Linked DNA regions of Mus musculus: region 2 is linked to region 1. The links are chromatin loops, found by intact Hi-C in ENCODE. Cell type or tissue: left cerebral cortex. All regions are shown on one strand. Each heading gives the region's core, and the rest is flanking DNA. Links, peaks and the distances in the headings are about the cores only.

Region 1 (12,291 bases), core at 1,945-9,944:
AGTACTGTGTTATAAAAAGCACAAAGAAAGATTTAATAAAACAAACCTTGCCGGGTGTGGTGGTGCACACCTTTAATCCCAGCACTTGCAAGGCAGAGGCAGGCGGGTTTCTGAGTTCGAGGCCAGCCTGGTCTACAGAGTGAGTTCCAGGACAGCCAGGGCTACACAGAGAAACCCTGTCTCAAGAAACCAAAAAAAAAAAAAAAAAGTCTTTACTTTTCTAATTTCTACATCCTCTACATTTGCCTCAAATGCTTGGCAAATAAAGCAACTCTTTCCATCTATATTTTTTACTTAAACCACAAATCGCTGGGCCATAAACCCAGATTTTCCAAATCAGTCAGTCTCAGTAAGACTGCAGCAAGACTCAGGTGCCCCATGCTGATAGATGTAAAATCTCACTTTCATAACTACCGACTTGAGTCTGGAAATGTTCTCTGCTTCTTTTATTTGCTTAGTTCTCTTTAAACCTTTGTGAGCCAGTGTTTGAGAGCACTTAAGCAAGATCAGATGTGTTTATCTGCAAGGCCCTTAGCAGTGAGAGTTACAGCATGACATGAACTAGGATAGCAAGCTGTTGGTGAGTTTGTAAAGGGAAGCCCATTTCTTTTTCAGCTCAAAGGGTCACAAATGCTGTCCTTGCAATTTCCCCTCAGTCCCTGCTTCTCGGTTACTGAATACCTAACTGACTAGGATGGCAGGCACTCTGGATTTCCCAAAAACGGACACAAGCTCATTCCTTCTGCCCAGACTCCCCTGATTCCCCAAAACATACTGATTTCTGTAGTTTGAGATTCAGAAAAGTATCTAGATTCCTCATCATATTCAGTATTTGGTACCTTGGACTGCCGAGCCCCCCCCCCCCCCCCCGTGTGTGTGTGTGTGTGTGTGTGTGTACACCATCTATTTCTTCTGGAGGTCAAGATCAAGTCTTGATCCCTTCCTTTGACAGCATTAAGATCCCTTCCTAAGACAGCATTTATCTATTAAGCATCATGCTTAAATCTACTTCTCCCTATAGTAGTACTTAATGCTGTTGAGAGCCACCGAAAGTGAAGACCAATAAAATATAGTTCATTTTTTTGAGGAGAAGGCCTAGTATTTTTCCTCCGACCTACACATATCACCAAATTTTGCAAATAAAAACTAAAATGTGTTGGGGTCCAGGAGTCGCCCACAAACCACATGAACACCGATTCAGTCAAACAGGGATGGTTTATTAAATGCACACCCTAACCCTGATCGATCAGGGCTATAGCTCAGAATTCAGGGTCTGAGGCCATGACCAGGAATATTTTTCTGTGTCAGCTTATAAAGGCTAAAACCACAAAAGTCACAATGAGCTCAAACACGGGTGCAGGATGTGCTGCCTGGTGGCAGCCCCGACTCGGGTCAGTTTAGACATAACTTTATGTTGACCTTTAGTTTGATGAGTCCTTCAGGAAGCTTATAGTTGTGGAATTTCTTGATATTAACAAACCTTAAAACATACAGGATATAACGGGGTATGTGGTCAGCATGGCCCTGCTCTGAGTCCTTATTTTTCTGGGTCAGTGACTGGCAGGCACATTACAGTAACAATATGAATAGCTGGTGGACTACAGCTATGCTAAGGCAGGAAGGCCTCAAAAGAATGCAAAGATAAAATACAAACAAACAAACAACAACAAACCTGCACTCAAATTTAATTGAAAACTGTATTTAAGACGTAGCCTCACTCCTTTCCACCCCTAAACTCCTCCACAATTTCTCATCCTGAGCCAATCAGGTCAGTCCGCTCCTTTCCAGTGCATAGGCCCACTCCTCTGAGACCTCGTTTCCCAAGCTGCCAAGCAGGGCTTGCTCCTCCCTACCCTACAGCCTGAGAGAATCCTCCAGTCAAACTCCTTTCTATGCCAAAGCCACTCAACTTCCCCACCCATCAGGCAGGCTGTACTCTTTAGACTTTCCAGCTTCTCTGTGATCTGGAGGCTGTGAGCCCCCTCAGTAGGTACCTATCCTCTGCTTCACCCTGTTGCAAGATAATTGAGCACACTGTGAACCCTGAGGTTGTGTTATGGTGTGGCTTAGACCTTCCTCGCACACACCTTTAATCCCTCTGGCTGGAATACAGACACACCCTTAGTACATACCTTTAATCTCAAACAATATAGGTAAAGTTAGTTTGTAGAAGGAAACGCTAAATTTGAAAGTCATGTGGCAGACAAAGTAGTGAATGAGAGAAAGATTTGACAGAATAGGATGTGCCCAGCTCTTACAGAAAGAGAGAAGAAAGGGGAGAGAAGTTACTTAAGGGGTGGGGCAGAGAGAGAGGAGACAGTTTTACTGGGATAATTGTATAGAGACAGGTTGCAGAGAGAGAACAAGCTAGACAGAACAAGCCAGAGAATGAGAGGAGCCAGAGGATTGGAACAGACTGCCAAAGTTAATATGAGGCAAAGCAGAGTAATCAGAGGCTGAGAGAATCCAGATTGAATCAGTCAGCTTGGAGAGGTGTTAGAGCCAGAACAGCTGAGTGGACTAGCCAGCCAAAGTTCAGAAAGAATTAGGAAGAGGTGAGCTTATTCAACAGCAAGTCTCAGACACTGAAAACATTCTAGGCCTTGATTAGATTGTATGGAAGCTAGAAGCTTCCAGGAGTAGATCTAGGTCAGCAGATAGAGGCAGTAAACCTCTCAAACCACAATTATATCAGAATAAAAGTTAATTTTACATCACCTCAAAGGTCTCATGGATTCTCTCGGGATCTTATTTTCACTTGCTGCCAAGGCTACCCTGCTCCTCTGAGATCTTCCATCTCCAAACTCAGACAAGGTTCGCTTCTTCATATGCCATCCCTCCTCAGGGATCTAGACACCCAGCTTCCCTTGATCATCTGCCCCAAACCATTTGCTAACCAGAGCTTAGTCAACGTTTCTGCTGCCCAACCACCCACCTCAAAAGAAAGAATGATTAAAAGATATCAAGTTGGGAGGGAGAGGAGATGGGGGTTGGTCTGAGGGGAAGTGGGTAGATATGGCCAAGATACTATATATATATATATATATATATATATATATGTATATATATATATATATGTATATGTATATATACATATACATATAATATATATATATACATATATATATGCATGAAAAATTTAAAGAATAAAGAGTGGGAAAAAAAGTTGAAGTGAAAACTTCTAGTTTTTTGGAAAGTTAGTTATGCCAAATGATGTTTTGAGGGAGCACACAGGTGAAAGAATGTCTTGCTAAAGCAAACACATGAAAGACTGTTTTCCTGAAGCAGACAGAGGTGAAAGGATGTTTGGATACAGGGAACATGTGAAAGAATGCTTGATGAAGGAGTATAAATGTGACCTCACAAACAGTGGAAGACAGGCACTGAGCATTGGTTTGGTTTGCTCTGCCTCAGTATTTTTCGCTAAAGACACACACACACACACACACACACACACATATTGGTTCGCCTTGTGAGACATTGAGAGAAACTCACCCACTCACTGCTCATGAGGTTCCTGGGCAGCTTGCCACTTCAGCGGCCTCGCCTCAGGCAGGTTGGAGAGCCTGGTGGTTTCTTCAGGATTGAACTACAGCTGTCTGGTGTCTGCTTGCTGAGAGAACTGGACTGTAGCTGCTGGTTCGTGCCTGGTGTCTGCCTGCCTAGAGGACTGGTCCACAGCTGCTGAGTCTTATTTGGTGTTTGCTATGGGACTGAACTGCTGCCCAAGAAGTTCAAGCTTGCCCCAAAGAACTATTGCTGAGCATTCCCACTTATCCTAGTAACTTTTCTCTTCCACTCCCTCTGCTGGGTGGTCGCTAGAAGAGAGATCGAACCCTTATTAAAAGTAGGTTGCAAAAAAATTATGCCTACAGAAAATATCCCAATAATAAAGGAGATTCTCTATCCCATTCCCTTAGATTCTCCTGATGTAACGCATTGCCTTTAACCCAAATAAATGAACATTGGTACAATAGGAGAAACTCATTGCATTTCACCAATTTCCCTATTAAGGTCCCATTGGCTGAAAGAGCCAATCAGGACGTTGTTGCTTGGCTCACCAGGGACTCTAGTGTTCTCTAGTAAGTCAGTTTCCCCTCTTCCTTCATAAGCAAAGGCCGATGCCAGCTTCTGAATCTTGACTCTTCCCAGAGACAATTTCTGGTTGCCTCATACGGTCTTGTAAAACATTACCATTGGGGGAGAGCACATTAAACATGGTCTGAGTTATGCTTCTTACAATTGCATATAGTTATCTAAAATGTATTTCCTTTAACCACAATAATTATAGGTGGATCAACACAACTATATTCCTATGGTGATCCTCACAGTATACCCGAGGTGATATACACTAAAATCCAACTTCTCCGATTGGAAGTTGGATTTTCATAAGTGATCGTGAAACGGAATGCAGAGGCTGCACGTCATCTCACCTGAGTAAAAGGTTAATATGCAATAGCAAAAATAAAATAAAAACAAGCCCACAGCCAATAACATGTTCAACCCAAATCAGCGTGCTACAGAATATAGATGCATACATAGAGAATGGCTTACTGCGTTCTTGGCCATGTTGAGAATTTGCTTTTGCCTTATCAAAATTAAAATGCACCATCTGATCAACGGTACACATGTTTTGGCAAGTCTCTTTCTAAACAGGTCCCAACACACCACACACCTGAGTGGCTTCTAAGATTTTCTTTCACTAAATAATATAGTGTGCCTCCACTCACTTATTGTTCACGGTGGTTTGGTTTTGTGTTTGTTTGTTTGACTATACATTCTTTTCTTTTTGTTGTTTTTAAGATTTTATTTTATGTATACGAATACACTGGTCCTCTCTCTTCAGTCACACCAGAAGAGGGCATCGGATCCTATTAGAGATGGTGAGCCACCATGTGGTTGCTGAGATTTGAGCTCAGGACCTCTCAGTCCCCTCTCCAACCCTCAAGGGGTTTTTTGTTTGTTTGCTTGCTTGCTTTGTTTTGTTGTTTTGTTTGTGACAGGGTCTTGTGGTTCAGGCTTTCCCCCAAACCATGCAGAAGTGGTCCTTGAACCCCTAACCCTTGTTTCCTCCCTGACTTGCTGGGATTATAGCTGTCACCACCTGGCTTGCTTATGTTATGGGACATTAAAATGTCGTTGCAATTGTATCCCAGCAGAGCTTCGATCCCAGTCCACTATTTCCTAGATCCATGCCTAAACTGAGGAGTTTTGCGAGGACTTTTGGGGGTCCTGCTTGGTGTTTAATTGTAAAGACACCGGAGACATCTGGATACAATAAAGCTGTTGGCCTGTTTGCTGAGACAGTCCCTCAGCTAACCCATCTACCTAACCCGACCGACTTCTTGCCACTGTGTCCCACCACGTGTCTCTTTAAATCCCTGTTCCGTTCTTGTCCCTGCTTGTCTCCCGCCTGTCCGGCCCAAGCTTCTGCTGCCAGCTCTTTATTCTGCAGGAGGCCATACGCCTAACTCTTCCACTGAGCCAATCAGCAGCAGGACAACGCCCGGTCTCTCTTACGTAGCCTTTTGGCGCAGAGGGTTACGTGACCTCCATCTAGGCAGCTAGCTTTCTAACATGGCCTGAAGAAAATCTTTTGGGAAGATGAGGAAGGATAAAAGGTGGGTTGTGGGGCCATAGAAACAATACCAAATATCCGGTCAAGCACAGCCACTCATTGGAAACACAGGGACACAGCCACATAGCCATTTGATGTGTGGACATAGGTCATCCCATCCAAAGGGTCTCCTTATTGCAATTCTGCTCCAAACAGCTAAAGAAAATCTTAGCCAGTCTCTTGACCTGACAACCAGCTCACACACTAAGTAGGAATTAAAATTCCCAGTGTGAGCTATCCTGCTGGATGCTATCTATCCGCCGTGGTATAGAAACTTAAGTGGATGGCTCTAAAAGCGGAACACCTAGTAGCGTTGAGTCACAAGGAAAACTAGCGTCTTTACCTTACCGAGTCTAAACCCACGGTTATTACCTGTACAACCCAAGTCAGTGTCAGCTCTCCTGAAGAGACTGTGGTTGGCCCTAAAAAGGGCCGTTAGGGATGGGGGGGGGGGGAATTGAAGCGGCGGCGTCTAGCCTCCGAAGCCGTAGAGGGTGCGGCCCTGGCGCTTGAGAGCGTACACCACATCCATAGCGGTGACGGTCTTGCGCTTGGCGTGCTCGGTGTAGGTGACTGCGTCGCGGATGACGTTCTCCAGGAACACCTTCAGCACACCACGGGTCTCCTCGTAGATGAGGCCGGAGATGCGCTTGACCCCACCGCGCCGAGCCAGGCGGCGGATGGCGGGCTTGGTGATACCCTGGATGTTGTCACGCAAGACTTTGCGATGGCGCTTGGCGCCACCCTTGCCTAGACCCTTTCCACCCTTTCCTCTGCCAGACATGGCTAATGTAATCTGAAACACCAGCTGGTGAGGCATTGGAGGTGGAGTGCCACTAATATATGAGAGGATCGGACCAGATTGAAAACTGAAAGCGCGCGGGCGGGAACCTTTCTAAATTATCCGGGCTCTGGATGTTGCATCATCTTCCTGTTTTTCTTTTCTCTTCTCTGCCCTCTACCGGTTCCTTACAGTCTCAAGCCTTTATTTTTTTATTTTCGATTTTCTTAATTATGGTGCCGAAGTCCCTCGGAGAATTCAGATTCCTCCAAATAAAACTTAGAGATAACACAGACTTTAGAAAGCACTGACGCTAAAAAGACAAAAGACCGGAGAAAGAGAAAGTTAGAGATGAGGGGGGAGTGCGCTGCACTGAAGGGCCCGGAGCTCCTGTTAGGTAAAAACCGCAGCAAAAGTTCCAGTAACCAGCGTGACAATCGAAAGCAGAGGACCCAGGAATGTGTGTGGAAGGGAAAGGTCGCGGGCGTTTCTGCGTACAGTCGCCTGTTTCGTTGATAGAGACACATTATTCAGATCAAGCAGAAACTAGATCATAGGAAAACTGAGGATGCCGCCGATCCTTTTCACCGAGGTCAGTGGGTTTCCACGCTCTTCTACCCAAAGGCCCGCTGACTAGCCGAGCAGCCCGGGAATGCTGCTACGCTCGTTTCCACAAGTCCTTTGAGGCCCGCCCTTTGTTTTCAGTTATTCCAAACTGTCTCTACTATGCAGTAGACTAAAATTCACTTTTTCAAGTGTGTGTCTGCTTTATACAGTGACGCCCTGGGAAATGAACTGGAGTCTGTACTTCTAGTATGTCCGTCGTTCCCAGGGCCACCCATAGAAGAATCTTGAGAAAGCATTCTGCATCAGAAAGAACGGTAGTGGGTTGGTTGGGACTTGTTTTTAAAGTGATCTGATAGGCCTTGTTCTGACTGTTCCTTTATTCTAACATCTATATGTGCTCATGAATCCCCACCACCACCACCACCACCTTTTTTCTATCCAGATTTTCTGGCTCCAGACATGTAGATAGATGTAGGTTTTGAGTCACCTTAGGCTGGGGGCTCAGACTCCCCTCTCAACTCAAATGTTTTAAACCTAAGACCTGTGAATTGTAGATCTTAGAGGGAAGAGAGCTCCCTCCTACCCCAGTAACCCTGGGCAGTCATACACGTCTCTTGATGGATAGATCCTGTTTGTAGACATGCCTCCATGCCCAAACTAGCACCCTAGAATTCAGAGCCTCTCCATCCCGCAGCCGCTGTTTTCTCATTCCCATGGCGACCCCTGGAAGCTGTGTTGCTTCATATCTCTGTATTGTGCGGACTTCTCCACATCCTTGACTATGTCCCTAATGGGATGTGATTTCTGTGTCTTCTTTCTTTTTAAGGTGAAGTGCAGTAGAGGCTCAATAGTTGTTTATGGGTGGACAGCTCCTGCCTTTGCCTCTTTCCTTGTAAAATAAAACAACCACGTGCCAGGCTGACAGGGCTTTGGTACCAGGGCCTGAGGCAGACTCAGAGTCTACCATCTTTTCAGGTGAAGGGAATCAAGAATATTCTCCTACTTCGGACATGAGAATCATTTTGAGCAGAAGGGTTGAGATTTGTTTAAGAGTGGAACCTGCAAAAGATATCAATATTTTATCCTGTTTGCAGAAAATCCTGAGTGGGAAAGGGGGTGGGAAGGGAGTAGGGAAGGGGGTGTGGACAGGGGTGGGCAACAATAACGTTGTTCTCTTTTCAGGGGTGAGACCTGAGCCCACTCCTGACAGACGCTGTCTCAGGACTAACCTGTCCCTGTCTATTCTCCTAAGGGTGATTTATTTCCCAAAGTCATTTGACTTTGCCATAAGTGTCCCTTCTTCCGTCATCTTTCCCCTACTTTAGGTATGTGGACCCCAAATTCTAACCACCCTCTTTGAATTACTCAGTTTTTGAGAATTCCCATGTTTACGCTCAATACACATATTTAGAAGGAAACAACTGTTTGGCCTATCTTTTCTTGTCAGATTCAATTCCAACTAAGAAATATGGAGGTTAAAGCAAAAAACAAAACAAACAAAAAAACCAACCCCTAAATTTAAAAAAAAAAAAAAAAGCCCTTAAAATAAAAACTGATAACATTTCTTCAGATCTCATGAGAATTAAACAACACCTTATATAACTCTGAAATATTGTATTATACTTTTACACTTGAGAACATTCGGTGAACTATTAATTATACTAAGTTGTCATGTATAGGCAGTAATGGTGACTGATCAGTAGGAAGGAGACTTGAACTGATTTCTATCCAGTGGCAGGATACTGGAGGTACTGGCCCACCTCAAAAAGGAGTAAGAAAAAGGTCCCAAATACCCATGGTTTCTTAGTTTGGTCCTAGGTCGCAGACTATTCAAAATCAAAGCAAACCAGGTAAATAGCCTGAGTAGCCAACAGACCAAAATTCACCTGGTCCAAGTTCGTGTTTGACTCTAACTCTGGGGTTTCTTGAGCCCAAACACAAAACTTAGTCCATGCTTTTGTATTAAAAACAAATATATAAAATACATATATATTTGTTTATATAAGTACATATAAAATATTACATGCCTAATAGTTCATTTAATTTTTTTTGTTTGCTTTTCACTGTATGGAAAAAGTTGAGCTTCTTGTACCCACCCCCAATTAATAAGATCCCAGTTCTCTGTCTCTAAACTTTAGGCCCTGGCAATGTGGTTTGTTTTCTCTGAAACAGGGTCTCACTCTGTAGCTCTGGCTGTCCTGGAACTCACCTGGATCTACTTGCCTCTGTGCCATTATACCCTGCTTGGCCTTTTTTTTTTTGGGGGGGGGTAATTTTTAATGAAAAACTTCAGGACATTTCTGAGAAATAACTGCAGAGAAGCAGTTTCTTCTGTATCATAACCCCTGTTCTGGTCAAAGTTTCGATCCAGAATTTCCCATGAATATCACTCTAGTGTCGGGTAGACACCAAGCACAGCTGAGCGACATGACTGGGTTGTCGACGAAGGCAATGTGCAGCAGAAGGAATACAGATTAAATTTGCCTGGGCAGCGAGGATTATCTTTTTTTGGAAGAGACACTGATAACCTTCAAAGTTTACTTCTTGATTTCTAGTTTCGTGCCATAGAATTCACATCTACAATAGCATCCTCATTTCTGAAGAGTATAAACCTCTTACAGGTATAATTGTAGAAGCTAGACAAGAGGAAGACTCTTGACTTTCTTACTGTCTGTTAAAATAAACCCTACAACTCCTGGACTCTGTGTCTGAATACAGCCGCTTTCTCTTCCTCTTAGAGGAAGTGGTCCAAGATCCCCAGCCAATGGCTAAATATACAGACAATGCTGTACATTACATAAACATATACAGCACTGTATGTTTCCTTTAGTATATGTGTAAATGTGTATGGTAAATTTTAACTTATGAATTTGGCTCAATAAATAGGTCAAAACTATAGTAAAGTAGACAATAATAATCACCTTTAGTGAAATTTGTTTGCACTTTGGAGCCCTTATTGCATAAGATCAAGGTTACCTGAACATAAGCCTTGGCAGGTGTTTTGAATGGAGGCTGCTACTAAGTAAATAAGTCATGGGTAGCAAGGATACGCTGGGCAAGGGGATGATTTATGTCCGGGGTGAGAGGCCATGAGAGGATAGACTTACAATGTAAAATAAGACTCCTGACTTCTTTTCTGGAATTTTTCACTTATTATTACCTAAACACTGATGAGGACAGAAATAAAAATCTCAGACGGGGGAAGTAGAGTCTGAAGTTTGAGAATCTCTTTCTGATTTAAATAAACACCACATGCTTTGTGCTCCAGTACATACATTACAAAGAAAATCTTACCAGGAAACACGATACCTGGTGTGGGCACCATCCAGCCCCACAGGGCAGGTCCCCTTCTAATGGGAAAGGTCAGCAGCGTTTGAGAAGCCCTGAATGGTTTGATTGTACGATATGAAGATGTTTCTGTGTTTCAAGGCTTTACCTACTGATCCACTTTTATAGGAAGCATTGCCGGCTGTTAAGAAATGACCACAGGAAGGTAACAGCTCCCATCAGTGATACTTTTGTGCCATATTTTGGAGGTTACTTCTGCTCCTGAAGGATTCTTAAATTAATTAAACTGCCAAACTGCTACCTGTGTTTAGTATTTTGGAATCTCCTTAAAATCAATTTCATTTTACTTGAATTTCAGCGAAAAGATAATACATTTTTGTCAGCTCTAGGAAAGTTTTAAATATCTTGGGCCTATTTTTACTTTTGGGTTTGAATTTTAAGAAGGTTGGTATACAATGCTTTTTTACCAAAAAATCAGGCATGCTATTAAAAGCTTTACTTTGAACCAGGCCATAGTAGCACACACCTTTAATCTCAGCACTCAGGAGGCAGAAACAGGCCAGCCTGGTCTACAGATGGGAGTTTCAGGAACCCAAGGCTACATACAGAAATCCTGTGGTGGCCCACGCCTTTAATCCCAGCACTTGGGAAGCAGAGGCAGGTGGATTTCTGAGTTCGAGGCCGGCCTGGTCTACAGAGTGAGGTCCAAGACAGTCAGGGCTACACAGAGAAACCCTGTCTCGAAAAGAAAAGGAAAAAGAATCAAATAAATAAGTGCTCATTTGCTTTGAAAGTTATTTTGACTTGTCATCTAGATGACAGGTTTAACTATTTAGTAGCTGTTCTCCACTGGAAAGGCGGTATTAATACTTCTAGTCTTATCCTTCTGTTATATAAACATTTCATCTGCAGGACTTAATTGGCCGTTAGTGTAGAAGGGAGGTGGAAGGAACGCACTCTAGACAGAAGGAAAGGCGGGAGCGCCATACATAACGATAGTCAGTGTGCAGTAAATGTAAGACCGGCTTTGGTAGGGTTTCGAAATAGGTAAAACTTAAGTTTGCATTTGGTTCCTTTCACTATACATCGTTTTGTCATCTTTCGGCCGTGGTACAATGCGTTCAAATCACTGGGCACAAAGCCTGAAGTTAAATAAATGCTAACTGTCAGAGAAGAGCTACAGTATCTGGTGACTCGCTACAAAGTGAATCGCAGAACATGAAAAGGGCAAGTTTGTTTCCAAAGAAACCTGTTAGAAGAGCACACTGCGTGAGAAACACTTTAAACACTGCATTTAGGAAAGTTACATCAACTGAAAAGCACTATCTTTTTAAAACCCTCTGCGGTTCATAAATACAGGAAGGAAAAGTATCAGGAGAGAAGGAATAGTGTAACCATCTTGAAACTCAGCAAATAGGATCGAATTCTACCCAATCAGACTGCAAGTCCAGAAACTCCTGCTTTCTGGGCCCAATCAAGACGAAGATAAGTCTATAAGTATGGCCACTTGGCGTCTGCAAGCCGAAGTCGCAAAAATATGGCCCGTACGAAGCAGACCGCCCGCAAGTCCACCGGCGGCAAGGCCCCGCGCAAGCAGCTGGCCACCAAGGCCGCCCGCAAGAGCGCCCCGGCCACGGGCGGCGTGAAGAAGCCGCACCGCTACCGGCCCGGCACCGTGGCGCTGCGGGAGATCCGGCGCTACCAGAAGTCGACCGAGCTGCTGATCCGCAAGCTGCCGTTCCAGCGCCTGGTGCGCGAGATCGCGCAGGACTTCAAGACGGACCTGCGCTTCCAGAGCTCGGCCGTCATGGCGCTGCAGGAGGCGAGCGAGGCCTACCTGGTGGGGCTGTTCGAGGACACCAACCTGTGCGCCATCCACGCCAAACGCGTCACCATCATGCCCAAGGACATCCAGTTGGCCCGCCGCATCCGTGGGGAGCGCGCTTAAGCGCCCTGTTTCCCTTCCATCCCCCACAAAGGCTCTTTTCAGAGCCACCTACGTTGTCGATGAAAGTAGCTGTGTCAGCTTTGCAAATTG
Region 2 (12,291 bases), core at 2,529-10,528, 330 kb after region 1:
AAAGCCACATTTATTTATTTATTTATTTATTTATTTATTTATTTATTTGAGACAGGCTCTCTACATAGTGCTGGCTGTCCTAGAACTCACTATGTAGACCAGGCTGGCCTCAGACTCAGAGGTCTGCCTGCCTCTGCCATCCAAGTGCTAGAGTTAAAACCATACTTGGTCTCTTTCCTTCTTTCAAATTTTATATTTATTTTAATTACAAATCATGTGTATTGTGTGTTTGTGGGTGTTGCATGTGAGTTGCAAATGGAGGCCTAAGGTCCCCTGCAGCTGCAGTTGCAGATGGGTGCTGGGAAATAGAAATGGAGAACAGTACACCCTCCAATCATTGAGCCTCTGCTTTAAAAAATATAATTGTATATATGCATGTATGTGTGTATGTATTGTATATATGTTACAGGCTTTTGAACCTGTTTCCAGTTAGGGGGTGGCTCAGCCCTTATACACCTCTAACCCCTCCGGCTGGAATACACAGCCACAACTTTAGAACTCACCTTTAATTCCAAACAGTGACGGTAAGGTTAGTTTGTAGAAGGAAGCACCCATGTTTGAGAGTGATGTCTAATTGAGTGGCAGACAAGGCGATGAATTAGAGAAAGATTTGACAGAATAGGATATTCCCAACTGAGAAGAGAGGAAAGGGAAGCTACTTAAGGGAGAGACAGACGGTTCAGAAGAGAGTGCAGCGCAGGAATACAGCAGAGTCCGGGGAGAGCAGTGCAGTAGCATTGAGAGGGAGAGTGGAGCAGCAGAGAGGGAGGAGGAACCAGGAGAGTTTTACAGAGACAGATTGAAGAGAGAACAAGCTGGACACAGGTGAAGGCAGGATGAGCAAGAGAATGAGAAGGAGCCAGATTAGAAAAGATTGCTGGAGTTAGTTAGAAGCCAAGCGGAGCAATTCAGAGGCAGAGAAGAAGCCAGTTTGAATAAGCCAGCTTGGAGAGGAGTTTTAACCAGAACAGCTGAGTTGAAACAGCCAGCCAGAGCTCAGAAAGAGCTAGAAAGAATGAGATTATCCCTTGGGAGGCTGAGGTAGGCAGATTTCTGAGTTCGAGGCCAGCCTGGTCTACACAGAGAAACCCTGTCTCGAAAAACAAAACAAGACAAAAAACAAAACAAAACAAAAAAATAAATAAAAGGATGAGATTATTCAGTAACAGGCCTAAGGCTGAAAAAAGTCTAGACCTAAATAAGGTGGTTACTTCTAATAATAAAGAAATCTTTAAAACAACAACAACAACAAAAACCAAAAAAGATTCTACAGAGGCTAGAAGCTTCCAGGACTAGTCCTAGAGAGCAGAGAGAGGCAGTACACCTCTGAGACAACAATTATTCAGGTGAATAAAAGTTACTTTTACCTGTGTATGTGTGTGTATAATTCACCCATGTGTGAGTGTTTGACGTTTGTGGAGGTCAGAGGGCAACTTTGAGTGTTGGTCTTCACCTCCTGGTTGGTTTTACAGGCCAGCTCTTTCTTGCTTGCCACAGCTGGCCTGAGAGCTTCTCCAGTATATCCCCCCCACCCCCAACACCAAGTCTCCACCTCCCATCTCAACATAGGAGTGCTGGAATGACAGCTCAGGCCACCACATCTGCCCTGCTTTAACATAGGTTCCATGGAAATGAATCCAGGTTTTATGGATTGAGCAATCTCCCTGGCCTGATAAAACCATTTTTCTACCTAATAAGGAACTAACAGAAAGTTAAACAATTATAATCAGACTGTGGTGAGATTTCCTTCAGATGGACATTGGCTGTGCTGGATAGCTTTCTGTCAAATTGATGCAAGCAAGGGCCATTTGGGAAGAAGGAACCTTAATTGGGAAAATGACTCCATCAGATGGGCCTGTGGGCAAGTTTGTGGGGCATTTTCTTGATGGATGATTGGTGTGGGAGGGCACAGTCTGCTGTGAGGGGTGCCACCACTGAGCAGATGGTCTTGCTCTGTCTGGAAAAGAAGTTGAGAAAGCTCTAGAGAGCAGTCAATCAGCAGCTCTCCTCCATCTCCTCCATGGCCTCTGCTTCAGTTCCTGCCTTCAGGTTCCTGCCTCTGCTTCCCTTATCAAAGACTGAGTGGGAAGTGTAAACCAAATAAACACTTCCTCCCTTAACAAAGGCTTTCCTCGTGTTTTACCATAACAATAGGAAGCCAACTAAAACAGAAGCACACCTCCAAGGAAGACTAAACAATCTCTTGAGTTGTTTGTTGTTGTTGTTATTTGTTTGTTTTGTTTGGTTTGGTTGTTTTTTGTTTTTGTTTTTGTTTTTGTTTTCCTGAGACAGGGTTTCTCTGTGTAGCCCTGGCTGTCCTAGAACTCACTCTGTAGACCAGGCTGGCCTCAAACTCAGAAATCAGCCTGCCTCTGCCTCCCAAGTGCTGGGATTAAAGGCGCGCACCACCACTAGCAGGCTGTGTTTTTATTCTTAATCTAGAAATCCTACTGTTAAAATCTGTCCTAAATAGTCACATATTCGGCAATAAAAGTATCACAATGTTTGCTAAAGAGCTATTTATGGCAGCAAAAGTTCTGAAATAAACTAGACATGGTGATTCTCACCTCACCTCAAGAAGGCTAAGGCAGGGCTGGTGAGATGGCTCAGTGGGTAAGAGCACCCAACTGCTCTTCCAAAGGTCAGGAGTTCAAATCCCAGCCACCACATGGGACCATGGGACCATTTGAACCATGTGGTGGCTCACAACCATCTGTAACAAGATCTGACGCCCTCTTCTGGAGTGTCTGAAGACAGCTACAGTGTACTTACATATAATAAATAAATAAATCTTTAAAAAAAAAGAAGAAAAAGAAGGCTAAGGCAGAAAGTGGTCAGTCTGAGGTATCTATGGAGTTCCAGGTCAGCCTGGGCTACTACATAGTGAAACCTTGTTTCAAACAACAAATTCTGAAATGATATAAGTGGTCTAATAATAGATGATAAAAACCACAAACCAAAAACAGCCTGGTTTTAATCCCAGCACTCAGGAGGCAGAAGCAGGCAGAAATCTAGAGTTTGAGGCCAGCCTGGTCTACAGAGTGAGTTCCAGGACAGCCAAGGCTACACAGAGAAACAGACTGTCTAGAAAAACCAAAAACCAAACCAAAACAAAGGTGGAGAGATGCCTCAGTGGTTAAGAGCACTGACTGCTCTTCCAGAGGTCCTGAGTTCAACTCCCAGCAACCACATGGTGGCTCACAACCATCTGTAATGGGATCTGATGCCCTCTTCGGGTGTCTGAAAAACAGCTACAGTGAGCTCACATAAATATAATAAGTGCATCTTTAAAAAACAAAACAAAAAAGCAAAACCCAACAACAACAACAACATCCAGAACAAATAACAAAAACCCCCAAACAAGCCATTTTCAAGGGAGGAGGTTAATAATATGGAGTGTTTAGGGGTGAAGGAGACTACAATATAAAGTCATATTTATCTGTTGTTGTTGTTTTTTTAATGTTTTCATTCTTGATACAAAATTGAATTTATAGTGTGGCTCTATTTACTTATAAAACAAAAAGTTTTGCATATATACAGAATAAACTGAGAGTACATATGTCTAAATACTAGTATCAGGGGCAGGCAAGATGGCTCAGCAGATAAAGTCAGTGCCAGTCCAAGAACCTGAGTCCCATCCCTGGAACCAACTAAGGTGCAAGGGAGACATAACCTTACAAAGCTGTCCTCTGACGCTGACATGCATGCGGTGGCACCAGTGTGCAAGTACATAAAATAACAATAAAGTTTAAAGTTGTAAAATACTAATTACCATCATTATTACCTTAGGGCTATGAAATAATGCACACTCTTATATTACTATGTGTTTGAAAGTTGTGTGGAATAAATGTATATCCTACAATCAACAAGTAAAAAGGATGCTTCGTTTTCAAGAATGCAGGGGAAATCTGGAGAATGGTTCAGTGGCTCAGAGCACTGGCTGCTCTCCCAGAGGACTTGGGATTCGATTCCCCGGGACCCACACAGGGACTCACAGCTGTCTGTAACCCGTCCCAGGGAACCCAACACCCTTTTCTGCCTTCTGAGGGTTTCAAGCACACAAGTGGTACAAAGACTCACATGCAGACCAAACGCCCACCCACACACAAGAATTCAGAGGACGAGTGGGTGCTATAGCTCAGTGGTGGAACCCTACTTAGCAAATCACTAGGGCCTCAATTCAATCCCCAGTTAAAGAAAATAAGCAAACCCTCACAACAACAACAACAGCAACAACACACTCGCTTAGCAGAAAGCCTTGGGCCAAGCCTGTCATTCAGAAATTTCAATTCATCTTTGGTTCCATGGTGAGTTTGGGGCCAGCCTGACCTCCACATATGCACCATGGTACACACTCCACCCAGGCCCACTAATAATAAGTAAGTTTAAGTTGAATAAATTCAAAGGAAAAAGTGAAAGAGTGGACCGACCTGAAAAGAGCTAGTGAGTTCTCTTCCTAAAGATGCTGTTTCAGAGCTAGGGGTGTAGTTCAGGGGCAGAATGAATGCTTAGCATTTGTAAGACCGGACTCACATTTCTCAATTTAAAAGAAAAAAGCTTATTTGGGGTGCAGTGGTACAAGCCTGTTATCCCAGAAAGGGTGAGGCAGGAGGGTCATAAGTTGGAGGTCAGCCTGTTTGCCCTGCATAGAAAGAACTGGTTTCGAAAATATTTTCCCACATACTAAATAACAATTTATTGAATAGATGTTATCAGAGGGTTCATTGTGATCCCGGTTGTCTAGCACTGTGTCTGCTATGTAGTAGGTTCTCAGTAAATATCTGTCTTTTGAACATGTGTCTACAGACTCTGTGAGTCACAAAGACTCCCTTCTGGTTCTTTTTGTTGTTTTCCTTCTCTGGTCTGAGAATAACTATAAAACATTAATGCAATAAACCACCAGTTCAAAGACCCCTAATTATATAATGTTGTCTTTTATTGTTCCCTAATTATATCAGGAGTTTAAATTTGTCCTCCTTGACAAGAGCACTGGTTCCCACAAATCAATTCCACTCGATTAACGCTTACTGAACACAATGTATTAAGTACCCCAATCTGTCCCATCAAACCTTCCGTTCATAGAATAGAAACAGTGAAAGAGAACATATAATCCTAACACCGGGGGTACTGTGGCAGGGGGAATGCAAACTGGAGGCCAGTATGGGCTACATAGCAAGAGTCTGCCGATAAAAGCATGGGAGGGATGGAAAAAGTCAGCCTCGTGAGATGGTAAATACTCGTGTTGCCAAGTGGCCAGGAAACAGGCTGACTAGCTCAAGTTGTCCTCTGACCTCCTTGCGTAAGCCATGGCTTGTACGTACCCCCCCCACACACACACAAATAATGTAATTTTAAAAATTAAAGAGATTCCAATAGTGATAATCGGACTTTGTCAGGTCGGGGATCAATAAATTCTTCACGGTGGTCTAGGAAAGTGGTGGGTAGAGGGTAGCGGTTCAGTTGACTTGATAGGTAATAAGAATCTGTCAGGCTCTTGACAGGGGGCTAATGTTACGTTAATGGGTGCGGGAGAAGCTGGTACCATAGAAGAGTCTGAGCTACAAGAATGAACCTTCCTCTCCTGCTTTAATATCTGTCCCCAGGCGCGACAGCAAGCTGTCTCCGGCGTACAGTCAAGACAGCAGTGAGAGCCCGGGGAAAAAGGGGAGGGATTTAGAAGGGGGCTGATCCAACAGGCTGACAGAAAGCGTTATCTACGTCGCTGTCGGCGCCGAGGGACTAATTCGGGAAGTACCGAACCAAACCGGGTCAGAGCCACCAGGTCGAAGCCTTACCTGCCGTCCCTCCCCCACTCAGGGCCCACGCAGCCGCCAACTTGAAATTTGCTTTTCTTCTTCCAGCCCTCGTTCTAGGCCCGCCTCCCCGAGCTCTCCATTGGTGGGTTTTCCTGGCCAATCGACGAGAGCGGAGGCGGGCGAGGAGGGGAGGAGGAGGGAGCGAGCTTAACCGGAACTGAGGCTTGGGAAGTGGCGCGCTGAGACCTGGGGCTGCAGAATTCACCTCTTATGCCCAGACCGAACTAGATGGCTAAGATGTCCTGCTACTCAGAGCTCATCCAGACACGTGGCGGAGCCAGAAGAGGAGAACCGCTGCTGGGAAATGTAGCCCTGGGTCAGAGAAACCAGACTGCTCATCTGTTAACAGCTGTGCCTGCAGGAGTTCCCAGAAACACTCCAGGAGGTTCCCAACTACCGGACTCCAGCGCCCTCTTCTGGCTTAGGCCATCACACACACACACACACACACACACACACACACACACACACACACACACCACACACACACCACACACACACACACACACACACACACCACACACACACACACACACACACACACACACACACACACCACACACACACACACACCACACACACACACACACACACACACACACCACACACACACCACACACACACCACACATCACACACACACACACCACACATCACACACACACACACACACACACACACACACACACACACACCACACATCACACACACACACACACACACACACACACACACACACACACCACACATCACACACACACACACACACACACAGAGAAACACTCCAGGAGGTTCCCAACTACCGGACTCCCGCGCCCTCTTCTGGCTTAGGCCATCACATACACACCACACACACCACACACACACACACACACATACCACACACACCCTCTTTATTATTCTTCCTCAGTCACCAGCACTACTAATAAATAATCTTTAAAAGATTTTTTTTCTCTAAAGGCAGGGTCTGGCTACCCAGTCTAGGCTGGCCTTGAACTCTTGATACTCTTGACTCTGCTACCAAGCTCAGGCCCCAAATGCGGATTGTTGCGGTGTCTGAGAAGTGAGGGAGAGAAGGGGGCTTGGGACCAGAGCAGTAATTGGGGAGAGAAGGCAGGAACCCAGTGGGTTTTTTCTTTCTGTACTTTCCACTGCCCTTCAAGCCCCTTCAAGGAAAGAGGGCAGAATAGAAAGAGTCATTTTTTTTACAGAGTAGAAGTAAAGGGAAATACTTCAGGATGGATGTAAAACTAGGAGTCAGTCAACAAGAATATGACAGAGGTCAGAGAAAATGGCCTCTAGACTGGGAAGTTGCATGTGGATGACACATACTCCGTTTTTGGAATAGTATAAAAACATAGCTGTAGCGCTTTGGGGGAACTTGCTTAACCTCATTATCATTTGTTGCAGGAAGACAATAGTTCCCCCCTCATTGAGTTGTGAGGGTTGGAGATGATGTATGTATGCACATCTCTCGGCACACATCAATAGCTAATAAAAGTGGGTGATTTCCCTCCGGCTGTTTCTCCTCCTTTCCCAGGAACGTGACTTTTTGTATCTGTACTTGGTGGCGTCCACCATTTGAGTCCTCTAAGACCCTCGGTGAGCTTTCCAAACCCTTAATACCCATCCGATGCCCCCACTTTCCTTGGTACCTTCCAGCTGGACACAAACTCATCCCTAAACTATGCAGATGGAAGCCTTGGTAACCATGGAGACAGGGCAGGTGGCACGGAGAGGCAGAGGCAGTGAGCAACAGATAGGAAGAGATGAGTGATTCAGGCAGGGACCTTCAAGGAAGAGGGAAGAATGAGTCTAAGGGAGTAGAGATGTAATGAACACATCTGTGCAACAGGGGCCGGTCACCACTCTGCCTTTTTCTACCTCCTATGCACACCCCTTAAAATACTGTAAAGAGGGAATTTGGGACGGCCCCTTGCCCTAAAAATTCCCTGGGAAAACCACCTTCCTTACATTCCTAATGGGACCCAAGGGAAATGAGATCCAAGTGTCTCTATGGTGTGTGATGTTTGAGAGGGGTGCAGCGGGGATAGACTGTTGTCTGATTCCAGGCTATACTTTCCCTGATATTTAAACTACGGGAAGGGAGCCACATCTCCTGCCTCTCTGCTCTGTGGACGCCGCTGCAGATCCCAACCGCCTCCCTACACCCCTCTGCACAGTGTGCCATATGCCGTGTGTGGCAGTCAGGTCTGGCATACCGAAGCTCATGGAGATCTGTTGAAGATCAACGAAGAATCTGGATGGTTCCTGAATGGGTCGTGGGAGAGTCCCCTAAGGAGCGCTTAGGTTTGTTTGGGCTGGGGAGGTGGGATAAGAATGGGAAGTCAAGATTGGAGGCGCTAGGTGCTTTTTTTCCCCCTTAGGGGTTTATAGGTTTATATGTGTGCGCATGGGGGTGGGGAGCGGCTTGGTGCCGGACGCCCCCACCCGCAGAGACTGGGCTATAAATAGCACAGAAGAGCTCCGCCCCCCTTCTCTCCTCCGGAGCCGGCGCTGTGCCCGGGGCGCACCGGGAGGAGGGACCAGGATTCAGCGCTGGGGCACAGATACTGACACCAAGGGAATCCGGGTACCCCCCCACACACGCCATGTGGGTCCCCAGGTACCCGGCTCCTCCAACCCAGAGGCCCCCATGGCCCCGGCCTCAATCCTGGCCAGGCAGAGATTATGCGGACATTCAGGTATCTATTTGGGGGTACAGGCTGGGAGGGGGAAGAACAAGGAGCAATGGGGAACATGGCAAAAGCAAAAGAAACCCCACTTCTTCCTCCACCCCTTTAGGTCCCAATTGCAATCTGCTTCTCCCCCCCCCTCAGTTTTTGGGGATGTGGCAATCTAAAAGAGGTTAGGAATAGAAATATGTGTATGACTGTACGGGTGCATGTGTGTGGGTGGGTGGCGTTCAGTATCCTAGAGAGGGGGATTCCAAGTGTGGATAAGAAAAGGGGGATGTTGGAAAGGTCTGATAAGCCGTGGGGTGCGAATGGGGGGTGGGAATATCTGTGCGCGTGCATGTACGTATATGCACGAGCTCTCATCCTTCAGTGCGGGTGGTGCACCCTTCCCACCTCCTCTGGCATGCGTGTGCGGGGGGGGGGGGTATGGGACCGCTCAAAGACAGAAGTCAAAAGGAAAGACTGCACTTATCCCCCCCCCCCCGTCATACATCAGGTTCGTTCATCGGTGCCTCAGTTTCCCTGCTGAGCCTGTCAGTAAGCTCTCTCTCTCTCTTTCACAGGGATAGGCTTCACTACCGAGACTTCAGGCCTCTCCCAACCACCACCCCCATACTCCTAGATATCTTCGGCAGGTCCCAGTCCCGGCTCCATCGGTGTTTTTGCCCGAGCCGCAGCTATGCTGCACACCGAGGGCCACGCTCTTCTTCGAGCTGTGGGACAGGGTAAGCTACGCTTGGCCCGTTTGCTTCTGGAGGGAGGAGCCTACGTGAATGAGGGTGATGCCCAGGGGGAGACTGCGCTAATGGCGGCCTGTAGGGCCCGTTACGACGACCCTCAGAACAAGGCGCGCATGGTACGCTATCTCTTGGAGCAAGGCGCGGATCCCAACATCGCAGACCGTTTAGGACGTACCGCGCTGATGCATGCTTGCGCCGGGGGTGGGGGAGCCGCAGTGGCCTCTCTGCTCCTTGCCCACGGCGCAGACCCTTCAGTTCGAGATCACGCTGGCGCCTCGGCGCTTGTCCACGCCCTGGACCGAGGGGACCGCGAGACCCTTGCCACACTGCTGGACGCCTGCAAGGCCAAGGGCACGGAGGTCATCATCATAACGACGGATACCTCGCCCTCGGGCACCAAGAAGACCAGGCAGTATCTTAATTCCCCACCGTCCCCAGGGGTAGAGGACCCTGCACCCGCTCCTCCTAGTCCAGGGGTCTGCACATCGCCTTCAGAAGTCCAACTGCAGACTGCAGGAGGAGGGCGCGGGTTGTTATCCCCTCGCGCCCAGGAAGAAGAGGAGAAAAGAGACATTTTTGAATTTCCTCTTCCCAAGCCCCCTGATGACCCTTCCCCTTCCGAGCCTCTCCCCAAGCCACCTCGACATCCTCCAAAACCACTCAAAAGGCTCAATTCCGAGCCCTGGGGCCTTGTGGCTCCTCCTCAACCGGTTCCTCCTGCAGAAGGGAGGCCCGGTTTGGAGCGTCTGGCTGCTGAATTCAATGGCTTGACCCTGACCGGGAGACCGCGTCTTTCTCGGCGTCACAGCACCGAAGGCCCGGAGGACCCGCCCCCATGGGCGGAGAAAGTGACGGGTGGGGGTCCTCTCTCGCGCCGAAACACTGCGCCCGAGGCTCAGGAGTCTGGTCTTCCTTCAGGGCTAAGGCAAAAACTGAGCCGCATGGAGCCGGTGGAGCTCGACACCCCTGGACATTTTTGCCCTGACTCCCCCGAGTCCAGCCGGTTATCCCTGGAGCGCCGGCGATACAGCGCCTCTCCGCTGACCCTCCCTCCAGCGGGCTCAGTTTCCTCCCCACGCCAGTCCCAGGAAAGTCTGCCCGGGGCTGTATCCCCGCTGAGCGGACGGAGGCGGAGTCCAGGGCTGCTAGAGAGAAGGGGCTCCGGGACCTTGCTCCTGGACCACATCTCGCAAACACGACCAGGTTTCTTGCCTCCTCTCAACGTCAGTCCCCACCCTCCCATCCCCGACATTCGTCCCCAACCCGGAGGTCGGGCACCCTCACTGCCTGCCCCTCCACCCTCTGGGGCACCAGGGTCTCCCAGGACCAAGCGCAAGTTGGTGAGACGCCACTCCATGCAGACTGAGCAGATTCGCCTGCTAGGGGGGTTTCAGAGTCTAGGTGGGCCTGGGGAACCCGGGCGCTGAAGGAAATGAGGGGCGCCAAGGAGGGGGAGGGTCAGTACCCTGATAGAGGGAGAACCAGCTGATACCTCGGACACGGGATCTCTTGCATGTGCTCCTGGCACTGTGCACGCACACATGGGTAAGCATGTGTCTGTCCACAAGCACAGTACACTTACTAGCGAGAAGGATAAATACTGTGTTTACCGGGTGTGTAGACCCACGCAATCGTGCCCTGGTCATGTCACAAGTACATGGGATTACTTGGGGACCCATAGGCACAGCACACCAACAGAGGACCACTTGTGCTAGGGTCCCAGACTCACATTTGTTCCGAAGCAGCAGGGAGCCCCCACTCATGGCTGGTCTCCTGTATCTTTGCCCCTCCTGAAGAACCCTTGCTTTCCCTGTGTGCCCTGCAGCGTGGCCTAGCATCCCCTCGCACAGTCTGCTTTCTCTTCATGACTATCTCGCCCCATTCTGCAGGCCTTGCTTCTCCATGCCTGGCTCCTTGTTCACACCCTGCTCCCATCCGCTTTTCAGGATGTCTTCTTCACTGTTCTTGGGGTTCCCAAAGCAGCTCCCAATCTCACTTCTGTTGCTGCCTTCCACGCTCTCCACTTCTCAGTTTCCTGCTTTTTATTCCCTCCCTGTGCCCCCCACACACACATATACCACTCCAGATTGTCTTGTTTACCCCAGGGGTAGGTCATGGGCTCAAAGTTGCTCTTCTGTGTGTCTGAGCTTATGAACAACCCCCCACAGGTAGAAGTGGGGAGCAAGCCTAAGTCAGTCCTCTTACCACTTGTCAAATAAATGTGTTCAGAAGTCTGTTTTGTCACTGCTGCCTGAAAGTGTGGGTTGGGGGGGGGGGTGAAGAGAGAGGGCATGGGAGGGTGAGACTTACAGTCACAACTACTCAGGGAGCCAATCTAGAGGCTGCAGCTACTTTCTTTCCAGGAGACCAACTGACCAGTAGTGGTTGTAGAAGAAAAGGCAAATGGGCCCTGTGTTCTGAGGTTTTAAGGCATTTGGTGGGCCTCCCCCCAGCCTCCCCATGCCTGACTTTTAATGATTTAAGATTCTTACTGCCCCTCTTCTCCATAAGCAGATGCTACTTCCTACATCTTGACCACACAGGTTTTGTTGTTGTTTTAAATACAGGGTTTAATTTCATTTCACCAGGTGTGCCTTTATTCATTTTCTTCTAACCTCCATAGTCCCAGGTCTCTTAGCCAACCCTAGGAGAGGGGGTGGGGCTAGTAACTTCACCTAAGGGGAAAAGGAATGGTCAGTCAACAAAAGGGTGTCGCAGCTTGTGTGCATGGATGTCTGCTGGGAACAACTGTTGGAACCCAGACTTACCTGGATCAAGCACCCTTTCCATCTATGTCCTGAATTTCTCTGTTTGATAGGTTTCTGAGTGTATTCTAGCTCACTCTTTCTGTACAGTGATAAACACATTCTACGTTCTCTGACTCCCTTAGTGAGTAGCTGAAGTCAGAAAACCATTCCTGAATGTAAATAGTGAAAAAAGGAAAATATTTGGATTAAAACACTTAATGTCTGAATCTCCCTTGCCATCCAGCCATTTCATGTATCTAATCTTCCTGAGCATCACTTTTCTTGTTTGT

What was found. Hi-C counts contacts between places; a loop is a spot of excess contacts. Peaks named below come from ENCODE experiments on the same cell type or tissue, not always from the same donor. Only the 100,000 strongest peaks of a DNase experiment are listed, where the experiment ranks them.
Region 2: it touches region 1 in a loop (3-fold over the local background); 2 of 42 quality-filtered maps call a loop at or near these places.

Annotation. Positions count from the first base shown.
Region 1 is chr3:96,256,904-96,269,194 of GRCm38, forward strand. H4c14 (H4 clustered histone 14) reads right to left here and starts at 6,414. Exons shown (of 1, transcript NM_033596.3): 1 at 6,031-6,414. The coding sequence starts at 6,401. The coding sequence ends at 6,090. H3c13 (H3 clustered histone 13) reads left to right here and starts at 11,751. Exons shown (of 1, transcript NM_178215.2): 1 at 11,751-12,252. The coding sequence starts at 11,791. The coding sequence ends at 12,201. Gm20627 (a long non-coding RNA gene) reads right to left here and starts at 847. Exons shown (of 3, transcript XR_375857.2): 1 at 1-847. In left cerebral cortex, for the core only: CTCF peaks have their summits at 4,849 (motif pointing right) and 6,578 (motif pointing left); DNase peaks (open chromatin) are centred at 3,514, 4,940, 5,497, 6,467 and 1 more place; H3K4me3 peaks cover 2,448 bases; H3K27ac peaks cover 3,118 bases.
Region 2 is chr3:96,588,289-96,600,579 of GRCm38, forward strand. It overlaps Polr3gl (polymerase (RNA) III (DNA directed) polypeptide G like), which reads right to left and starts at 5,893. Exons shown (of 8, transcript NM_027241.4): 1 at 5,796-5,893. It overlaps Ankrd34a (ankyrin repeat domain 34A), which reads left to right and starts at 8,348. Exons shown (of 2, transcript NM_001024851.3): 1 at 8,348-8,520; 2 at 9,078-11,490. The coding sequence starts at 9,194. The coding sequence ends at 10,681. Gm52628 (a long non-coding RNA gene) reads right to left here. Exons shown (of 2, transcript XR_003954672.1): 1 at 12,023-12,291; 2 at 11,294-11,929. In left cerebral cortex, for the core only: a CTCF peak has its summit at 6,165; DNase peaks (open chromatin) are centred at 4,087, 5,275, 5,831, 6,726 and 6 more places; H3K4me3 peaks cover 4,762 bases; H3K27ac peaks cover 5,151 bases.